3 separate regions of the Homo sapiens genome follow, and regions 1 and 2 are each linked to region 3. A link is a contact called in ENCODE Hi-C or POLR2A ChIA-PET data. All regions are on one chromosome and are shown on one strand. The core of a region is the stretch at or near the end of the contact, and the rest is flanking DNA. Distances in the headings are between cores, read along the strand shown.

What was found. Hi-C counts contacts between places; a loop is a spot of excess contacts on that map. ChIA-PET counts read pairs that join two places held with the same protein, here RNA polymerase II (POLR2A). Pooled maps may share reads with other maps.
Region 1: a loop to region 3 is called in a map of naive thymus-derived CD4-positive, alpha-beta T cell, with 11 times the contacts of the local background. The contact joins the promoter of CRCP here to the promoter of ZNF736 in region 3. A Hi-C loop is called at or near these places in 2 of 168 maps with a recorded cell type or tissue (ascending aorta and naive thymus-derived CD4-positive, alpha-beta T cell) and 9 of 50 pooled maps. POLR2A ChIA-PET finds 5 or more read pairs at or near these places in 1 of 52 experiments (activated CD8-positive, alpha-beta T cell).
Region 2: a loop to region 3 is called in a pooled map, with 10 times the contacts of the local background. The contact joins the promoter of GUSB here to the promoter of ZNF736 in region 3. A Hi-C loop is called at or near these places in 3 of 168 maps with a recorded cell type or tissue (CD4-positive, alpha-beta T cell, CD4-positive, alpha-beta memory T cell and naive thymus-derived CD4-positive, alpha-beta T cell) and 12 of 50 pooled maps. POLR2A ChIA-PET finds 5 or more read pairs at or near these places in 1 of 52 experiments (activated naive CD4-positive, alpha-beta T cell).

Annotation. Positions count from the first base shown.
Region 1 is chr7:66,112,857-66,116,234 of GRCh38, forward strand. It overlaps CRCP (CGRP receptor component), which reads left to right and starts at 1,991. Exons shown (of 6, transcript NM_014478.5): 1 at 1,991-2,114. The coding sequence starts at 2,107. RefSeq lists silencers at 867-1,057, 2,486-2,780 and enhancers at 1,704-1,833, 2,371-2,899.
Region 2 is chr7:65,980,858-65,984,280 of GRCh38, forward strand. It overlaps GUSB (glucuronidase beta), which reads right to left and starts at 1,356. Exons shown (of 12, transcript NM_000181.4): 1 at 1,117-1,356. The coding sequence starts at 1,326. RefSeq lists an enhancer at 1,402-1,531.
Region 3 is chr7:64,312,594-64,315,852 of GRCh38, forward strand. It overlaps ZNF736 (zinc finger protein 736), which reads left to right and starts at 1,368. Exons shown (of 4, transcript NM_001170905.3): 1 at 1,368-1,560. The coding sequence starts at 1,558. RefSeq lists an enhancer at 1,421-1,600.

The sequences.
Region 1 (3,378 bases), core at 741-3,240, 1.8 Mb after region 3:
TCTCGATCTCCTGACATCGTGATCTGCCCGCCTCGGCCTCCCAAAGTGCTGGGATTACAGGCGTGAGCCACCGTGCCCGGCCAGCCTCCTTTTTAAGTAGTTTTCCATTGCACAAATGTAGCACATTTTATTCATCCACTCATCAGTCTCTAGTTAATGCATCTGTTGTATATGTTCAGATTGGCTGGGGTTCAATACCCACTGGACAACTTCCTAGATGAGTGACTTTTGGTAAATCATAATCTCTCCAAGTCTGCCTCAGTTTCTTCAATTATAAAATGTCAATAATAATGCAATGTACCTCATAGAGAGTCATGGTTGTATTGCCACAGTAATTAATAAAGTGCCAGGAACTTTATAAGGATTATTTAACACCCTTATTATTTACAAAGTAGGCAACAGAGGCTATTGTGGTGGTTCACACCTGTAATCCCAGCACTTTGGGAGTTGGAGGTGGGAGGATCACTTGAGGCGAGGAGTTCAAGACCAGCCTGGGCAACACAGTGAGACCCCCATCTCTACAAAAAAATTAAAAAATTTTGTAGCTGACTCTTTGGACAATAAAGAATTTTATTTTAGAAAATTAGCCAGGTGGCTGGGTGCAGTGGCTCACGCCTGTAATCCCAACACTTTGGGAGGCTGATGAGGGTGGATCACAAGGTCAGGAGTTCAAGACCAGCTTGGCCAAGATGGTGAAACCCCGTCTCTACTAAAAAAATACAAAAATTAGCTGGGCATTATGGCGGGCACCTGTAATCCTAGCTACTGGGGAGGCTGAGGCAGGGAACTGCTTGAATCCAGGAGGCAGAGGTTGCAATGAGCCGAGATCACGACACTGCACTCCAGCCTGGGCAACAGAGTGAGACTGATCTCAAAAAAAAAAAAAAAGAAAAAGAAAAAGAAAAAAAGAAAATTAGCCAGGTGTAGCGGAGCGCACCTGTGGTCCCAGCTACTCTGGCAGGCTGGGGTGGGAGGATTGCTTGAGCCCAGGAGTTCAAGGCTGCAGTGAGCTCTGATTGCACCACTGCATTCCAGCCTGGGCGACAGAGCAAGACCCTGTCTCTTAAAAAATAAATAAATAAACTGCAATGTTTCTGGCAGCCCAGATGCCACCAGCCTCACTACTCTCTGAGAGGTGGGATTTTAACATGCAAAGGCCCACTAACCCGATCACGTCTCACAACTTCAGCTGATTAATACTTTGTTAAAACCTAGACCACGAAAACAGACAGAGCCCGGCGAGGTGGCTCACGCCTGTAATCCCAACACTTTGGGAGGCCGAAGCGGGTGGATCACGAGGTCAGGAGTTCAAGACTAGCCTGGCCAAGATGATGAAACCCCGTCTCTACTAAAAAATACACAAATTAGCTAGGCGTTATGGCGGGCGCCTGTAATCCCAGCTACTCGGGAGGCTGAGGCAGGGAATTGCTTGAACCTGGGAGGCAGAGATTGCAGTGAGCCGAGATCGTGCCACTGCACTCCAGCCTGGGTGACAGAGCGAGACTCTGTCTCAAAAAAGAAAAAAAGAGGCTGGGCACGGTGCCTCACGCCTGTAATCCCAGGACTTTGGGAGGCCGAGGCGGGCGGATCACGAGGTCAGGAGATTGAAACCATCCTGGCTAACACGGTGAAACCCCGTCTCTACTAAAAACACAAAAAATTAGCCGGGCTTGGTGGCAAGCGCCTGTAGTCCCAGCTACTTGGGAGGCTGAGGCAGAAGGAGAATCGCTTGAACCCAGGAGGCGGAGGTTGCAGTAAGCCGAGATCCAGCCTGGGCGACAGAGCGAGACTCCGTCTCAAAAAAAAAAAAAGGTTAAAGAAAAAAAGAAAAGAAAACACAAGATAATCCTGTCCGCAAACGCTTAGCAGTCTTAAATCGGCCTGGTGGAAGGATGCAGGGACACTCCCCCACCCTGCCCCCCGAAAAAGGGGAACGCGCAGCGCGAGGTTCCGGGTCCGCCAAGCTCCCGGCATGCAGCGCGGCGATCCCGGCGAGCACCTTGGCGCGCGGAGCTGGCACCTTGGCGCTGTTGGTGGCGGCGGAGACAGCTGTGAAGTGTGAGGTTCTTTGTCTGCTGGCAGCTAGGGGCGACGAGGCGGGACGTCATGGAAGTGTAAGTCTTCTCGGGCGCGTCCCTTTTCGCCCGAGGAGCCCAACGGTTTGACCGCTGAGAGCTGAGAGCCGAGAGCCGTGGGGACTGGGCGACCCTCGTACGGGAGTGAGGGCAGCGGGCCGGCCCTGTCCGGGAGGGCCGCGGGGTGGTGACGGGGACGAACGGGACTCTCGCTTTGCCCTTCCGAACCTTCGCTTCCCCTCCACGCCGTGTCTGGTGCGGGGCCGAGCACTTCCGTGTCCGGCTGCCTTTCAATGTGCCCCCTCCTTCTCTCATTCGTTTACCAGCGTTTCTGGGTCACAGTGCGGGGGTGGAGCCCAGTCTGGTATCCGACCCCGGACTTAGAAGGCTATAAAGGCCTGAGTCTGTCCGCCCTGAAAGTAGGTGGAGGAGAGACGAATCAGGGCCGGGTAGAGCTCTGCTTGCAGCTGTAGGCCCCTGGAGAGCCCTCGGAAGAGCTGCCCTCGGAATTTGATGGGAGCAGTAAACACTGTGAGGGAAGGGGCTGGTTTTGGGGTGGAGAAGGGAAGGACGTGAACCAGGACTGGGACCAGAGAAACAGCAGGGGGTGTGTGGGTGTGTGTGCAAGGCGAGGGTAAAAGATTTTCTGACAGTTTAACTCCACGTGGTCTTTTCCATGCTTGCTCGTTGCGCCTGGTGCAAATGGAAGATTTTGCATCTACTCTGAATGTGGGCTTTATACGGTTGATATTAATTTGTAGGTATTACTATCTTGTGTTCTCTTTGAACTGATTATTTGATACAGTTTCCTTTATGTTCTTTTGCCTCATGTTTAATGGTTATATGTACTATGGCATTTCACATTTTTACATTTTTAATTAATTGTTTTTTCTTAAGAAACAGGGTCTTGCTCTGTCCCCCAGGCGGGGTGTAATCATGGTTCACTGCAGCCTCACTTTCTGGACTCAAGCAATCCTGCTTCAGCCTCTTCAGTAGCTGGGACTACAGGCCCACGCCATCACTCACCGCTAATTTTTTAAAAAAAGTTTTGTAGATGCAGGGTCTCACTACAGCCCAGGCTGGTCTCCAGCTCCTGAGCTCAAGTGATCCTCCTGCTTTGTACTCCCAAAGTCCTGGGATTGCAGGCGTGAGCCACTTCACCTGGCCTCTTCCGATTTTTTTTTAAACACAATATGTCTGTGTAACTGAAATGAAAGGCTCATGAAACAATAATGTGTGGCGTACACTCTCATATTGTCTATTTTTTATTAATATGAATGGGGCCAACCGTGGTGGCTCACAC
Region 2 (3,423 bases), core at 106-2,605, 1.7 Mb after region 3:
GTAGACCAGGCAAAAGCCGCCCAGACCTCACCCAGTTCCACTTCTCTGCAGATCACATCCAAGTCAGGAGGGGAACAGGGGTGGCGTCCTGGGCCTGATGTCATGTCCTGTCCTCTATGTGAACCTTGAAAACCAAGGGACTTCCTGCCTCGGCAGAGCTGACCTCAGGACATCTAAACTGTCACCTTCTCCCGATCCCCGGGCCCAGCTCTGTGCAGTGCATGCCGCTGTGGCCAGAGTGTGTGGGTGGCTCATGCCAGTAATCAGCGCTTTGGGAGGTCAACGTGGGAGGATGGCTTGAGGCCAGGAGTTCGAGACCACCCTGGGTAAATAGTGACACCCTGTATCTTTTTTTTTTTTTTAAGTTTTTTTGCCTTTTTTTTTTTTTTGGAGACGTAGTCTCACTATGTCGCCCAAGTTGGAGTGCAGTGGCATCCTGATCTCAGCTCACTGCAACCTCTACTCCCGGGTTCAAGCAATTCTCCTGACTCAGCCTCCCAAGTAGCTGGGATTACAGGCATGAACCACCACACTTGGCTAATTTTTATATTTTTAGTAGAGATGAGGTTTCACCCTGTTATGTTGGCCAGCCTGGTCTCAAACTCCTGGCCTCAGGCGATTCGCCCGCCTCCACCTCCCAAAGTGCTGGGATTACAGGTGTGAGCCACCGAGCCCAGATAATTTTTTTTTTTTCAATTAGCCAGGCGTGTTGGCACCCCCTAAATTGCAAGGCTGGGGCGGGAGAATCGCTTGAGCTCAGAAGTTAGGCTGGCGCCACTCCGCCCCAGCCTGGGAAACAGGTGCAAACCCAGTCTCAAAAAAATTTTTAAAAATTAAAAATAAATATTGAAAGGAAGGATACTGCACAGACTCAGCCTTTACCTCGGGAAAGGGCTCGGCAAGAGCCTTTTCTCCTCCTGCCTAATCCGCCCCGGCCCTCCAGGGTGCTCCTGTTCCCCCGTCCCCCAAGCCGGCGCCCCCAAGCCCGTTGACCTTTAACCTCCTGCGGGCCCCAGCTCGGAGACGCCCAGGGGAAGAAGTCTGCGGGGGGCCCGGGCTCCCCTACTCCCACCGCCGGGCTTTCGGGCGCCTCCCGGCCCTGCCCCGAGATCGCACCTCCCACAGCGGCCGCCGGTACCACTGCTCCTCGAAGCCCCGGCGTCGGTTGTCAGAGAAGTCGGCGCGGAAGCTCCAGAGGCCGTCCAGCTCCTTGCACTCCCGCGACGGGCTCTCCTGGGGGTACAGCATCCCGCCCTGCAGCCCCAGCGCGCAGCCCCACAACAACGGCCCGAGCGCCGCCCAGGCAACCGCCGACCCCCGGGCCATGCTTCCCGGTCCCCCGCTCGGCCACCGTCTGCGGCGCTAAGAAAAGCGCGGGAGGTGCCCGTAGGGCGGGTCGCGTGACGCGCCGGTGTCGTGATGCGCCTGAAGCCATCCGCGCCATCTTGGTTGAGGACGAGTGCCAGGCCTGGAGGGGCGGGGCCGGGCGCTGCCCGGTAGGGCTTGTGGCTGGAACCCCAGGCTAGGCCTTTGGGGAAACGGGACCCTCACCCTCAGCCCCAGCCGATAAGGGCGAGGTCTGCTCCCCACCCCGACCCAGGCTGGACGATCCAGGGCCGCAGGCCAGAACAGAACCCCTGAGATCGGTGGGATCCCCCTGTTTCTTCAAGGAGCACCTCCACTTGCTTTTCCCAGCAGGAATTCAAGGAGGCCCCAGCGGCGCCTCTTCCATGCCTGTCTGATGCAGCCTCTTGCAGGGATGCACGTCCTTGGGATGCGGCCATAGCCTTGACCCTGGGCTTCTGGAGCCCTGACCTTAACCCAGGGGCCAAGAGCTCCCTCTTGGTGTTGCAGGCACATAAAGATGCAGGGAGAGAGGCCAGGTGCACTTTGGGAACCCGAGGGGGGCAGATCACTTGAGGCCAGGAGTTCGAGACCAGCCTGGCCAACGATAGTGAAACCCCGTCCCTATTTTGTAAACATACAAAAAAAAAAAAAAGAATTAGCGGGGCGTGATGGTGCGTGCCTGTAATCCCAGCTACTCAGGAAGCTGAGGTAGGAGAATCGCTTGAACCCGGGAGGCAAAGGCTGCAGTAAGCCGAGATCGCACCACTGCACTCCAGCCTGGGCAACAGAGCGAGACTCTGTCTCAAAAAAAAAAAAAAAATTGCAGGGAAAGGGTGCCCTGCGGGACCCCAGTTTACTCCAGTAGGGAAGGCACCGTGTGGGAGAGGTAGAGGAGGAGATCTGGAGACAGCAAAGGAGACATAGATTTATGGAGGGGACTTTCATACAGGGACGGTGCAGTGGCCATTGCTGGACATGAGAACCACTACCATTTGTAAAAAGCATGCAGCTTACATAACATTTTCAACTAGCATCCTCGACCTGTTACTGGTGGAGTTCCGGGTGGTGAATCCCTACACATCAGCAACAACCTCAATTCTTGCCTCCTCAGAAGAAAGAATTGCACTGAGGGGCATAAGGCAGAAAGCCAGAGGGAGGTAAGCTGCAGAGCAGTAGTAAAAGCTTGTTAAAAAGCAGGCCAGTGCTGAGCGTAGTGGCTCACACCTGTAATCCCAGCACTTTGGGAGGCGGAGGTGGGGGGATCACGAGGTCAGGGGTTTGAGACCAGCCTGGCCAATATGATGAAACCCCATCTCTACTAAAAAATTAGCTGGGCATGGTGGCATGCGCCCGTAGTCCCAGCTACTCGGGAGGCTGAGGCAGGAGAATCGATTGAACGCGGGAGGCAGAGGTTGCAGTCAGCCGAGATCGCACCACAGCACTACAGCCTGGCGAGAGAGCAAGACTCAGTCTAAAAAAAAAAGCAGGCCAGGCACAGAGGTTCAGGCCTGTAACTCCAAACTCCAGCACTTTGGGAGGCCAAGGCGGGAGGATCACTTGATATCAGGAGTTTGAGACCAACCTGGCCAACGTGGAGAAACCCCATCTCTACTAAAAATACAAAAATTAGCCAGGCGTGGTGGCAGGCACCTGTAATCCCTACTATTTGGGAGGCTGAGGCAGGAGAAATGCTTTAACCCAGGAGGCAGAGGTTGCAGTGAGCTGAGATCACGCCACCGCACTCCAGCCTGGGCTACAGAGTGAGATGCCATTTCAGGAAAAAAAAAAATATTAAAAAACTTTAGAACAGGAAGGAAAGAAGGAAAGTACAACTTGGAAGAGGGCCAAGTGGGTGATCTAAGAAACCAAGTGCCTTGGCCAGGTGCGGTGGCTCACGCCTGTCATCCCAGCACTTTGGGAGGCTGAAGCAGGCAGATCACCTGAGGTTGGGAGTTCGAGACCAGCCTGACCAATATGGAGAAACCGCATCTCCATATTTAGCTGGGCATGGTGGCACATGTCTGTAATCCCAGCTACTCGGGAAGGCTGAGGTGAGAGAATCGCCTGAACCAGAGA
Region 3 (3,259 bases), core at 118-2,617:
CTTTACTCTGATTTCTCTTATAGAGGCATTTCAGGGACTGTTGCCACAGGAGGGAAGGGCTGAGGGAGAAAGGCCCCTTGCTCTTTTGATGTGGAGGCCTCCAGCTGGGAGGGAGGAGCTCTTCCCTCTGAATCCCTGGAGCTCTTCCCCATCACAGGTACCTGCCTTTTTGCTGCTTTAGCCTCATCTGGGCTTTCTGTGGTTTCTTCTCTAGGGTGGCCAACTTGGGTGTCTTCCTCTGCCAGGGTCAAGGACAAGGTCAGTGATATTATGCTCCCTTCACCCAGTTATGCCCAGTTACATTGACCTGGTACCCTGGATAACTGGTGTGAGTCAAGCTGGTCCAGTGCTCCTGCCACCTCCAGTAAACTCTGATTCTAGATTCACTCCCTGCTGCAACACTCACTGTGTGTGGAACCTTGGGCATGCAGCCAGGCCTCCCTGAGACTGTTTCTCAACTTGAAAGTGTGATGGGAACCACACCTACCTCACTGGGCCTCGTGAGGACTCAGTTATATGTAGCCGTCACCATTGTTCTCATCATCATCTCTCTCAGGAAGAGCCAGGCACAAGCACTCTCAAATTTTTCTCCTTTGAAGCTCCTCATTACCCTGTGAGGCTCATCATCCCTACATTTTTTAGATAAGAAAACAGAGGCCCAAAGAGGGCAGTGACTTGCCCAGGGCTCTACAGAAGAGGCCGGCTCCTCCCCACACCTGGAGGCCCTGACCTAGCTGACTTTACCCCACAGCCCAGCACTATCCCTGACTAGGGTCCCATCTTGGTTCTCCATGCTTGTTTAGGTCCTCAGGCAGGCTCAGCTTTGGTGGGAAAGAGACAGGGTGTTTTGGGAGGCCTGGGCGAGTGGCACCTCTAACCAATCTGCTAGGCCCTCACCTCTCAGTCTCACTGAGACACTCCATTAATTGGAAGCAGACCCAAAATTGCTTCACAGACTGAAGGTGATAATTGTCTACAGCCAGCTGAAGCAGCTGCATCTCCTGGAGGACTTTGATCTCCTGCAGCTAAAGGGAAAGACAGGATGCTGAGACAGGGCCTGCAGCATACACATAACTATAATTCAGAATGTAATATATACACACACACGAAAATATAATCAGAAAGTGATATAATCTTATATGCAAGGTTAAATACAAATGTCTCTCAGGCAGGGCCAGGCCCCCAGCACAGGGAGGACTCGCCTGAAAACGCTGCAGGCAAAAACCTGTCACCCTTGCCTCATTCAGCCCAGTGTCTGATTACATCTTCTGTCACTTAGGATTGAAACGGGTGGGGCCTGGAGCCCTAGCCAATCAGTGGCGCCAGCGTGAAACTGTCCAATCAAGTGCGCAGCTACAGAGGAAGAGGCGGCCTCTTCAATATGGCGGGGCCTTTGTCTCCTAGCTTCCGGGCTCTGATCCTAGTTCGCGTCTCCACTGTTCCATCTCCTCCGTTCCTGGAGTTCCTCGGTGACTCTACTATAGCTTCTGTTATCCTGTGACCTGCAGGTACTGGGAGATCCATAGGGAGGACGGCGGAACATCTGGAGGCTGGGAAATGGTGAGTGCGTGGAGTGGGTGTCCCGAGAATGGGGAAGAGGCTGTTTGAATCCGGCCGGAACCGGCTGCGGTGGTATCTGGGCCTTCTCGCGGTCTGCTCTGGAGTCTGCATCCCCGAGTCCCCGCGGGCACAGCTCAATCCTCATTTCCCTCCATCGCAGATTAGGGGCTGAGCCAGCAGCCAAAACGCTACGTCTTGTTTTGTCCCTAAACTCGAATTTCTCCCCAGCTCAGATCCCTTCCTGGGCAGCTCTGTGCCGCAACCTCGAGTCTCCCTCCTCCAGATTGTGTGGGGGTGTTGGGAGTGTCATAAGACGGGAATTCTCATTTAGGGTCTGGAGTTCCTCCGTGGAAGAAGCAGTGGGCCGTGGGGTCCCTAGTCCCTCCTTTCTCCTTTTAAAAATAAAATCATGGCCCTTTTTTAAATTTATTTATTTTTGAGACAGTGTCTCACTCTGTTGCCCAGGCTAAAGTGCATTTCGGTTCACTGCAGCCTCCACCTACTGGGCTCAGATGATCCTCTCACCCCAGCCCCCCAAGTAGCTAGGACTAGAGGGGTGCGCCACCACGCCTATTTTGTTTTGTTTGTTTTTGTAGAGACAGGCTTTTGCCATGTTGCTCAGGCTGGTCTCGAACTCCCCGAGCTCAGGTCTCAGGTGATCCGCCCGCCTCGGGCCTCCTAAAGTGCCGGGATTACGTGCATGACCCACCACCCTAGCCTAAATTGAGGCAACTTTAGGATATAATTTGGATGTGTTTTCCAGCCCAAATCTCCTATTTAAATGTAATCCCCCATGTTGGAGGTGGGGCCTGGTGGAAGGATTGTGGGCCCGGATTTCTCACGAATAGTTTAGCACCATTCCTCTTGGTATTGTCCTCTCAATAGTGAGTGAGTTCCCTGAAGTTCATCATTTAGAAGTGTACAGCACCCCACCTTGCCTCTTTTTCAAGCTCTTGCTTCACCTTCATCCATGATTTTAAGCTTTCTGGGTGGGGCCTCCCCAGAAGCAGACGCTGGTGTTATGCTTTCTATGCAGCCTGTGGAACCATGAGCCAATTAATCCTCTTATAAATTACCCAGTCTGAGGTATTTATAGTAATGCCAGAAGCGATTAATACAAATAGTTTACTTGCACAAACAGTAATTTATCAATCAGAGAACACCCAGCTATGATTTGTTGTTTGGGGGCTCAAAGGAGGGTCTTGGAACAAAAGGTTGTTTTTTTTTTTTAAGAGGTATGAGGAAGCAAACCAGATTCAATATTTGATTGGTTACAGTTACGTATTGCATTTGCAGCCCTCCGGTGGAAATGTCCTGGTTATGTAATTAGAGCTTTTTATTGGCAGCTTGTGGTTGGTTAAGCCTAAGTTGTTTTGTTGTTGTTGTTGTTGTTTCTCAAAGTTAATAATTTACCAGAAATTCCTTCGACGTAGTTAGGTTTCCTTAGGCAGAATCCCAGGGCACCATGGCCACTTCAGCCTAATTGCTAGCTATTTAATTATTTTAATGCTCCACAGGGTCGTTGGTTTTCTCTGCATTTTTCAAATGTTTGGCAAGCAGGGTCTCAAATCTAAAACTGTTCTCCCAGCCTAACTGTTCTAGGGACTGTATAAAATTCTAAATTTCCAATTTCTTTCCCACATTCCCAAATGCCAACTATCCCTCTCCAAATCACATTATGAACTATCAGTTCTTTATT